Regions from separate parts of the Homo sapiens genome. Here region 2 is linked to region 1. A link is an interaction called in ENCODE POLR2A ChIA-PET data of the cell type or tissue named here. Cell type or tissue: HepG2. All regions are shown on one strand. Links, peaks and the distances in the headings refer to the core of each region. The heading gives the core; the rest is flanking DNA.

Evidence for each region. Peaks named below come from ENCODE experiments on the same cell type or tissue, not always from the same donor. Only the 100,000 strongest peaks of a DNase experiment are listed, where the experiment ranks them.
Region 2: POLR2A ChIA-PET joins it to region 1 with 13 read pairs; 5 of 35 experiments call an interaction of 5 or more read pairs at or near these places.

What each region holds. Positions count from the first base shown.
Region 1 is chr6:28,216,239-28,221,615 of GRCh38, forward strand. It overlaps the pseudogene TOB2P1. Among named protein-coding and RNA genes, the nearest start is that of TRS-GCT5-1, 5.9 kb to the left of the region's middle. RefSeq lists a silencer at 746-939 and an enhancer at 2,748-2,867. In HepG2, for the core only: no CTCF peak of the experiment used is centred there; DNase peaks (open chromatin) are centred at 2,483 and 2,723; H3K4me3 peaks cover 1,325 bases.
Region 2 is chr6:28,380,026-28,385,402 of GRCh38, forward strand. It overlaps ZSCAN12 (zinc finger and SCAN domain containing 12), which reads right to left. Exons shown (of 4, transcript NM_001163391.2): 4 at 4,713-5,377. Among named protein-coding and RNA genes, the nearest start is that of ZSCAN12, 17 kb to the right of the region's middle. RefSeq lists an enhancer at 3,546-3,645. In HepG2, for the core only: a CTCF peak has its summit at 3,709 (motif pointing left); a DNase peak (open chromatin) is centred at 3,406; H3K4me3 peaks cover 1,502 bases.

The sequences.
Region 1 (5,377 bases), core at 120-5,119:
TGCAGAGTCCCTGTCCAGGATACCACCCCTCACTGTATTAAGGTCCAGTGGGGTTGGGTCAGGGCAGTGAGGGGGATGGCAAGAAGTACTGAGAAGCTCTCAATCAGCCAGGGGCATAAATGTACTCAAATAACATCTACAACCAAAAGACCAAAAAGTATCTATTCCAGGCTCAGGGCTGCCCACTACAGATGCTGACTCCAATATCCCACCCTACCTCCCTGCTCCCTTCTCACCCCCAAAGGTGCTCAGGTGAGCAGCTCCCCACGGGGCTAACATCACACATCAGAAGGGTCGAAGTCCAGGGACTTCTCATAGGCATCAGAGGCTTGGGTATTCCCTTTGCCCTTCAGATCTAACCTATTTTTTTGGTGGGGGTGGTCAAAAACAAAAATGCAGATCCCTCTGCAGTCCGGAAACCAGTTCCTTCTGCAGTACTTCTCTCTGGGAGTGTCTTAGGCTTAGCCATAGTGGTGTGACCCCACCACACACACTGCAAAAGGACTGCTAATACCCCCAGCCCATTCCCCAGCCTCACTCATTAATAAGCACTTGCCGCAACCCAGAATCACATCTAGTGAGGAAGTTTCACATGGCTTGGAATCCTTTAAAACTGGACAGCAAACCACACACACACACACACACACACACACACACACACACACCACCTCCCTCCCCACAACCTCTGCCCCAGGGAGAAGAGGCTGCATGAGAGAAAGAAAAGGCCATATGCATCAGTGGCTGGGTGGCCAGGGCCTTGATGATGGTCTGGGCCTTGAGGGAATGGTGAGGCAGGGCCTCAGGACAGAGATGACAGGAATTCAACTAGATAGAGTGCTAACCTTCCTGTAGTCACAGACATCAGCTCTAGGGTGTGGTGGGGGTGGGTGTCAAGTGGCCAACTGGCAGCTCCCTGTGGCCCAGCCTGAAAGGGAGTGGGGGCTGGAGTCAGGTCTATTTCGGTCACAGGGCCTGAGAAGGCCTGCCAAGTTTGGATGGCTTTGAGTGTGAGAATAGCTGGGCGACAGAGGCAGTGACACAGGTCAGCCTCTCCTTTGCCCATTCTTAGCAAAGGAAGCCACCAATTAAAGATGTTATATAAAGAACTACATGTTAAAAAAAGAAAGAAAGAAAAAAGAAATATAAAACCCAAACCAACCAAATTACAGGCCGATGGGCGAATTGTAAGTGGTAGGGGGGTTAGTTAAACACATTTTGGTGCTTTGGAAGCCCCTCCCATTCCGTGCCTGCACTAGATCTTTTTTTCTAGAAGTGAGAGTGAGAAAATAGAAAATCTTTTTGTACATTTTCCTTTTCCTCTTTTTTTTTTTTTTTTTTTGGCCTTTCCTTTTCTTTCTCTTTTCTGTGGTCTTGGGTGCTCCCGGCCCCAGGGCAGGTAGACGGTCAGTTGGCCAGCACCACGGACTGGAACGGTTGACTAGGATATTGCATGGTGTTCAGGTTGTAGCTGAGGTCTTCCATGAAGGGTGCCTTCTCCAGGAAGAGGCGGTGGCACCACCTCCAAATACCTAGACCATGTAGAAGCTGCTGGCGTTGCAGGTGACAGTCCCACTGCCTCCAAAGAGGGCTCGGGTGTCACTACCCTGGCCATTGGCCCCATCAAGGAAGAAACTGGGCAAGCCACCACTGTTGTACTTGAGACTGTACGTGGCCTTGGGGCGAGAGCTGGGATTGAGAGGCCGGTTGGCCGGGATGAAGTTCAATGAATGCACAGACAGAGAAAGACTCCTGTGTTTCAACAAGCTGTTGGTGTTGAAGCGGGCCGTGGAGGCTGCTGTACTGGCTGCTGGCCACCTGCTTCACCGCTGGCTGCACCCCTACCACTTGTTGCCCCACCCCTCTTCTTCATCTTAGTGGAGCCTAATTTGGTGGCAGCAAAGGAGTCCATGGTGAAGGTGATGGGCTGGGCGAGGCAGAGGATGAAGGTGGGGCTGGGTGATGGGCAAAGCATAGCGACGGGGAGTTGGACAAGGAGCTGTCCTGGCTTCCGAGGAGAAAGAGCATCTGGTCGTCAGGAGTGAAACTGCTCTTGATCTTCATGTCCAGCTCCGGGGCCCCACAGCCGTCACTGTCATCCAGGTACAGCACTTTCACTGCTCCCTTCTCACCAATCTGGTAGGACACCCCGAAGGGGTCAATCCATATGCTCAGCTCCTCAGGCACATTGGCCCGCACATCTTCCACTGTCAGGCCACTTCGCTTAGCGGCCAGCTCCCCAACGGGGTCCACCATCTCCTCGGTGTGGAAGCCAGAGCCCTTCAGTGGTTTGTCAGGGTACCAGTGGGCTTCTTATTTCTTTTTCAGAGGCGCCAGAGCAGCTTGTTGTACAAGTAGAAGATGATGAAGTTCAGGGCTACTTTGATCTCCAGCTGCATGGTCCTTTCCTAGGCAGAGAATCAGCACAGGGGACGTGCACAGCCTTGGGCTCCAGAAGGCTTCCGGTCTCCACCGCGGCTGGGCGCTCTGCCAGCCTCGGGGCAGCTTCTCCCTCTAGAGTGGCCCTGAGCGCGGGGCGGCGGTCGCTCTCTCTTTTTTCCCCCGGAGCCGCCCGGCCGGGGGCCGAAGTCCTTTTCGTCGTCGAGGGTTGGGGGAAGCAGGCAGCTATGGTCATGACTCCCAAAAATAATTCCTTCAGCGCTTAGGAGGTTGGGCGGCTGGGGGACGAAGGGCTGGCGGGCGGCGACCGGGCGGGGAGAACGGACCGGAAGGTGGCCCGTGGGGGGGGCGGGGGGAGCGGAAGAAGGACCGGGCTGTGACCGCGGGACGGTCCTGTCCTCCTGGCCCTGCGTCTCTCGAGCTGCTGGCTTCTCTCCGCCGACGACCCGCACCTTCCCGCGCCCCGGCCCGAAGTCTATACATTTTTTAAATGTGCATATTCTTTGACACGGGAATTCTACTTCTAGGAATTTATCCTAGAGACAGACTCACACATATGTAAGATAATACGTGTCTGAAGCTCAGCATTGTTTATAAATGGAAAGTGATAGGAAATATTAATAGCTTAATTGCTTATCAATAAATGACTGGTGCATAATGAAATAGTATGCAGCTGTCAAAACAGAGCTGCAGCTCTACATGTATGGCTATAGGAAAATTTTCTACTATTTCTGTAAAATCCCAGGGCAAAATTATATATAAATATTTGCTTCTACATACCTAAAATATCTCTGAAAGGCTGTATAAGAAATGAAGGCCGGGCATGGTGGCTGACACCTGGAATCCTAGCACTTTGGGATGAGGAGGCAGGCAGATCACTTGAGTTCAGGAGTTTGAGACCAGCCTGGGCAACATGGTAAAACCCCGTCTCTACTAAAAATACAAAAATTCTTCAGGCATGGTGGCACATGCCTGTGGTCCCCAGCTACCTGGGGGCCTGAGGTGGGAGAATCTCTTGAGTCTGACAGGCGGAGGTTTCAGTGAGCTGAGATCGTGCCACTGCACTCCAGCCTTGGTGACAGCACTTCAGCCTCAGCGACAGAGAGAGATCCTGTCTAGAAGAAAAAAAAAGAAATCAATACCTTTGGCTGTTTCTAGTGGATGAAATTAGGTGACTAGTGGTAGGAATAAGTTGTATATTTCTATTTAACAAATTTTTATTTTGAAGATGTTTAAATATGCAAAAAACACAGAAAATAGACTAGTACATGTCCAGGATCCCTTAATCACAGTTCTAAAATCCATAAAATTCTAAAAACTCCAAATCTTTCCTCCATAAATTTGGCACTACAATCTATCTGAGGGGAAAACCTGAACTTCTTCATAGCCTTTATTTAACTCATTTAAAGTGACTAATCATAAATCTCAAAGCAGAAATATTGAGGTGTTTGATATGCTCTGAAACTCTGCTGGAAGTTACATAATGTACAGTGTATGCACATTATCTTTCTAAAATAAAAAAAAAACAAAAACCTGAATTTGGAAACACATCTGCTCCCAAAGGTTTATGTATTTTTAACTTAAGGAAAATATCACAAGATACAAATTTAGAAAAAGAGAGAAAAGACTTTATTTCTTCTTAAGGGTTACAGCCTGCAAGGTGGCCAGACTACAGGCTGGGAAGCCTTCCTCTGGCCACATCCAGAGACAGGCACTTTGAAGGAGGAGGGGTTGAGGTAGAAGCTTTATGCTGAATGAGTTGACCAAACATACATATTCAACAGGTTACTGAAGGAGCTATGAATATTCAGGAAGGGGTCCTGACACATGCACATTGAACAAACGTGCATGTTACATGTTCACTTTGAAGTAGAGACTTAACATTTGCATGTATTACAACTAGGCTCTATACGTCAAATGGTCACTTTAGGACATGAGAGCACAGAAGTGCACAATCTCTGTAAAAGGGCTAGAATGAGTCCATGGTTGGTCTTATCAGGAGAAAGTTACTAAAATCAGTCTCACGTTCAGTCAAAGCTATAGTTACAGTTAGTGGAACAGGGGTACAGTTTGTCAGCATCTAGTGGAGCTGCAAATTGTTTGAATATTTCTTATCTCGGGGCAGTGCTTGTTTAGCTGCTAGAGAAAAAGGAAAACCTTGTGGCAGTTAAAACATAGTTTCTTCTTTAAATGAAAGGAAGCGTGACTTAAACCTTCCTTGGCATGGACTTAGATCCTGCTTATAATTTGGTATCTTATTGCCACAAAGAGCCTATTCTATCAGTCTTATGATCTCTACTTTAACTTTAATGCTGGTCAGTTGTGTCTAAACCACACAAAAGAGGAGGGTATAATGAGTCGTGTCTGAGCTCTCATTCTGTCAGGGCTGGGAACTCAGTTTTTAAGTTTTTTCTGGTATCACTTTTGCCACAAGGGGTCTGTTTAGTTGGCCAGGGTTGGGTTGGGGATTGGATTTTATTTCTAGTTTATGTTACATAACATGTAATGAACATCTATATACTTATCGTTTAGATTTTATAATTGTTCACATTTTGTCATATTTAACTCCCCGCCTTTCTCTCTGCTGAAGTATTTTAAATTAAATTATAGACATCATGGCATACCATCTTTGAATATTTCAGTACCCATCTCTAAAAAGTAAGAACACTTTCCTGCAGAACTACAATATCATTATCACACATAACAAAATTTAAAATATCACAGAGATTTTTCAGTGTATGCCCTTTTGTACCTCTTATATTTTGAATCCTTGGCTATGTAACTTATTCAATAAGCAATAAAATTTAAAATTAAAAATAAGCTGAATAAGACCTTTAATACTTAAAATTGCCAGAAAGCTATGGGAGCTGCTCCAGGCATCATTAAGGGACAGGAAAGGATTTACAAGAACAAGTTGAACTGTCTCAAAAAAAAAAAAAAAAAAAAAGGAAAAGACCAAATCATTTTATTTTAATACCCA
Region 2 (5,377 bases), core at 318-5,317, 160 kb after region 1:
CCTCTGGAAGGGAAAAATAACTTCTAACATTTCCTTTTCTTGATCTAAGAAACTAATTTAATGTTTTTACTGGCTAAAATGAGCAATTTAGACTACCCATTCCCCATACAACTTGCCCACTTACATTAATTATATTAACTTTTCAATACTGTGGAGGCTCCCTTGTTGAGGTCTGATCTCTGTCTATACAAGTTTCCACAATCCTCTCATTTATAAGAGCCTCTCTAATATGAATTCACTCACTGATTTTTCCCAAGTTCCAACCTCTGAAGACTTTTCCGTACTCATCACACTGGCAGGGTTTCCCTTTACTGTGAATTCTCCAATGCTGAAGCAAGCATCTCCACATTCATCATGTTTATTGTGCAGATTCTCTGGTGCACAGTCAGTCCTGGCTTCTGGGTGAAGGTCTTCCTACATTCTTTATACGAGTTTGTATAAGGTTTCTTTGCTGAACAAAGGCCTCCTCAGTTATTACATTTATGCAGTCTCTCTCTCATGTGGATTCTTTGAAGTCAAATAAGGCCATGTGGCTGAAAACTTTCCCACATTCCTTATGGTGACAGCATTTTTCCTTGTGGTGGTTCTTCTAGGGGGAAAAGAGGGTTCCACTATAAACAAAAGCCTTTCAAAAACTTGTTGATTGCACAGATTGAAAAGAGATTCTCTTCATCGTGGACTCCATGATGCTGAGTAATGACTCACCATAAACTAAAGCTTTTACTACACTTACTGCATTGATGTTGCAGTTCTACAGACATTCCCCCCAACAAAATTCAGCATCTCCAGATTTTGTTTTGTTTTGTTTTGGAGCCAAGTCCTTAGTTTCCTTCTCAGTAACACCATCTAAAACAAAATGCACAGACAATTCAAATGTCAGTTGTCTCTTCTGAAATGAGATTTATGATAGGGTACAGTGATTAAAAATAAAATCCACTTTTACCTAAAGTGCATGCCTTTTCTAAGTCTCTAAACAAGCATCTCATTTTTGTGAAGGCACGTGGCAGGGTAGGAGTAGGGGGGTCCAATTTGGGTGAGAAGAGACAGCTAGGCAGAAAGAGACTGGAAGTGCATGGAAGACTTTTCACAAAAATGTGACAATAAAAGAAATCAGGAAAGTATAATCAAAAAAGAGAAGATCAGTTTGAATCCAAAGCTGAGAAACAAGGAATATCATGAAACCAAGAGAAAGTTTAATTTGTTAAGGACAGTTAAAAGGACTATTTCTACTCACTTTAAGTATCTTGGCTACTACTATAAACCTACAGAATGTTCAATAAATATTTGTTGAGTGGATCAGTAAACAACGGGATATGATCAAAGTTAACTTGAAACAATAGCTAAACCAGTTTCAAAATACACACTAATCTGATGTGGGGAAATCAATAAACTGGAAAATTAACAGTGGGGAAATAAATTTTCTAGGTAATATTCATGTCTAAAATGTAAGAAAGCAACACTCTGAAGCTAAAGGAGTTAAGTGGGTCAAAAAAAACAAAACCCCAATCCCCTACAAATATGGCTGAGATTTCCTACTTAACGAATCAGGTAGATAATGAGAAGGAGATGAGTAGAGACAAGTTTTCTGGGGAGAGGATGCTACTAAAAGTTCTAAAAGCTTCCCGTGAGGCTCTCCTCTTCTTTCTCTCCAGAGATGCTCTCTCATCAGCTTTCCATATCAAAAGGCAATAACACTGAGAGGTAAACTAAGGTAGGATCTTAGGTTTGATCTGAAACCTTTCATTCCAAGGTACTATCTTTGCCAAAAGCATATCTTGTTATATCATTTAGCCTGAGACCTAAAGGCAATGTGATAAAATTGGTCTTGGGAAATGGAATTTGAAGCTAAATCCTAAGTTAAAACACCCAACAAACAAAAAACCCAATATAGAAAGAGGAGGTCCCAGAGATGCACCTAAATAACAGGAGAATTAAAACCTACTATTTATGGGAAATGTTGGGTTATGGCTCCAGAGACATCTGGTGGATCCTAAAGTTCAGGTTTGCTGCTTTCTATCCTATTCCCAAAGCCTTTTGCTAGTCAAGCTATAAGTGATCCTCCCAAGCTTTCCCATCGGTGGTTTGTCCTTCATTCAAACTCTCTCTTCAACTTTTCCAGCATCATCGATTGCCTCGTCTCCACATTCTGGATGATATTATCTTACCTATATCTGCAGCTTCACAAGTAGGGGCCAGGGCCTGTTCCAGCACCTGCTTCATAATATGTATTTCTGGTCTCAGGAACTACTGGCAAAGCTTCCTAAGTCTTCTGACAGCTCTGTGAAGTCCAAGTGGCTTTTTCCAATGCTGGCAAACCTTCCCAAGTCTTCTGACAGCTCTGTAAAGTCCAGGTAGCTATCTCCAGAGAGTAGCAATTTAAAGTTTGAGGAAAGACCTGTGATTTCTTTGCCAGCCTGATTCTTTGTTCTAGGCACAGCCTTCTTCCTTTACCATCAGTCACTATTAGAGATCTCTCCTGAAACAAGATTGCCATTCTGGAATGAGAGAGCTCAGGAGAAGATTCACTCCAGCTTGGGGTTCAGAGTGATTTTTCAGAAGTATTTCCTTGTAGCTGGTCTTCTTCCTGAGGCATAAAATAACAATGTTAACAGAAGCTAAATTTTGTTTACTTCTTTAGCCAAGAACTCACTTATCTGAACAAGGCACTGAAAGAAAACGGAACTCTGTCAGGAAGGTAAATAAATTAGGAAAGCAAAAGTGACTGCAAATTATTAGCTAGCCCCATCTGCTAGCCTTTTACTCTCTAAAAGTTTTTATTAATAAAACTTTAAAGATCATGACCCTCTTCCCTTGGCTCCCCCCCACTTCAAAATACCCATATAAACGGCAGAGATAAGAACATCAGAAATGAAAAATAACAACGGCTAATATTTATTTAAAATGCACCATACATGCAATATCCTGTATAAACGGCAGAGATAAGAACATCAGAAATGAAAAATAACAACAGCTAATATTTATTTAAAATGCACCATGCATGCAGCCATTTAAGTAGACACTTATAATCTCACTGACAGAGGAATAAAACTGAGGCACAGAGAGATTAAGTAATTTGCTCAAAGTCACACAACAGCTAGGTGGATTCTGTCTTTTCTTGTACTCAGCGTCGATCTTGGGAAAATCATGAATCACATAATTTCCCCAAATGAACCCAACTTTCCTTTCACCAAACGGGGAACCCAGACTCCTTTTTCTCAACAGCCAGTTTTCCTGATACCTCAAAACTTGGAAGTCATCCTTAACTTCCCCTGGCAGCTCTCAACCTATCAGGCCCAACCTCACCAGAGACACTGAAAGGCCGGAGCGCACGAATCTGAAACCACCCGCCTCCAAAGGTCCGTCACAAAGGCCAGAAAGGTCGGTACTTTCACGTGCCGCTGCCGTCAACGGCTGTCTCAGCATTCAGCTTCTCTAGGATTCTGGAGGCTTTCTCCTCTCTGTGGTTGCCCGGCCGAACCCCGCCCCAGCTGAGCAGCGCAAGTTCCAGCTGAGCAGTCAGGTAACCCCAGGGGCCCATGCTCCCAGGCCGGGGCGCGTCAGACCCGTGCGAGGCCGGCCTTCCAGCTGCAGAACGTCGGAAGAGCAGCTCGGAAGGCAAACTTCGGATAGCAGGGGCCGCTAGGTACCTCTGATAACTAACAGGGGCGGAGACAAAAGGGAAGAAATCTCTCCTTTCCAGCTTGGGCGATAAGTGTCCCCTGCTGGCCACTGCTCATCAGTTCTCCAGCAGGAAAGTAAAAGTATACCTGGGTGGGAGCTTTTATCTCAGGGCTAGGAGGACTGTGCAGCAGTCTGGGAAACATGCAGCTTGGTTAAAGGTAAATTTTGACCTGGGTCACTGGCATCTAGAGACAATGCATTTGAGAGAGCCCACAACAACAATCAAAATAGCAGTTGTAAAGCACTAATGTGCCAAGCACTATTCTAACACTTCGTAAACTCATTTAATCTACATTGGGTTGGTACTATTATCCTTGTCATTTTACATAGGAGGAAACTGAGGGACGAGAGGTTAAATCCCTTGCCCAAAGTCACTTAGCTAGTAAACTGAGATTCGAACCATGGCAATCCGTCTCTAGAATCCAGGTTCTTAAACCCTATCTCAGGAATAAGTAGGGAATTTGGCCAGAGGAAGCTGCAGAGTCCCTAAACTGCCTCAATCTTTATCAGGGATGAAATGAGGAGACATCTACTCCTAAATTCGTTACTGAAGTAGGCAGAACTAAGGCACTAGATCAAAACACTAAGATATGCCCACTAAGCTTGAAGAGGAGTAATGATGATGTAATCATAAATCAAAAGTAACAAATGGCTTCCACTATGGAGCCCTTCTTGGGACTTCCAGGAGCAGGCCAACTGGGCTTAGGAAAATGACTGGCAGGAGCAAACAGACATATACCCTAGAGATTAACTTGAACTATGATAGGTGAAAGCTCTGGGAGCCTTGACTGATGGGTTTCTGACACCTAAATGGTGTTTTTAACGTGTATGAAGAGAATCAACTGTCTCTTCAAGAGATGAAATCAAGGGAAAACTGCTGGCTCTAAATGATGGTCTTACAATGTAAGCTAGGGGGCTAATCAACTGAAAAGTTTAAAACACTTATCATAGTTGGCTTTGTCAACATCAAATTATATACATGAGGTCATATATATGTAAAATACAAATTACAACACAAAAATATTCATACATACTTTTTACACATTTATATATATATGTAGAAATACTATACAAGTAAAAAATAATGTGTGAGGACTCCTTACCAAACGCACACAGAACGTTTGAGAGGGAGAGGATCCAAAGAAATTCCAATAAAATGAGCTGCTGTAGTGACTGTGGTATATAACTTTTCGGTTTAAAGGATAAAAGTTGGGAAGAGATTCAATTAAAGGCTATCGAATGATTATGTCTAGGTTGAACAACAAGCATTTGCTCAAATTCTGGCCTTGTGGAGTTAGGAGGGTCACCATTTGAACTGTAAAATTGGTAAGTCTTAAGCAAAGAAAAATATCATATATCACATATATGTGTGTGTGTGCATTTTTAAATCCAAGAAGTATCTTCTAATATAAAATCACTTTTGAAAACTGGCATTAAAGATAGATCCATAATGGGTTATCAACACTTGGGGACAAATCTTTAAATCTTTCTGTATTAAATTAGACAGCCAAATATTCCTTATTCTGTGAGAATAATGCAGAGTGATTTATCATTCTAAGAAGGGTGATCTTTTCATATAAAGAGCCCATTTTTAAAGTGGAATGTCTCCTGTGACACCCTCACTGTGCAGGCAACAAGAAGTAGAGCTGTTTATGCTGGCCAAACCTCATCCAAGATTTGGTATGCAGAGGGGGTG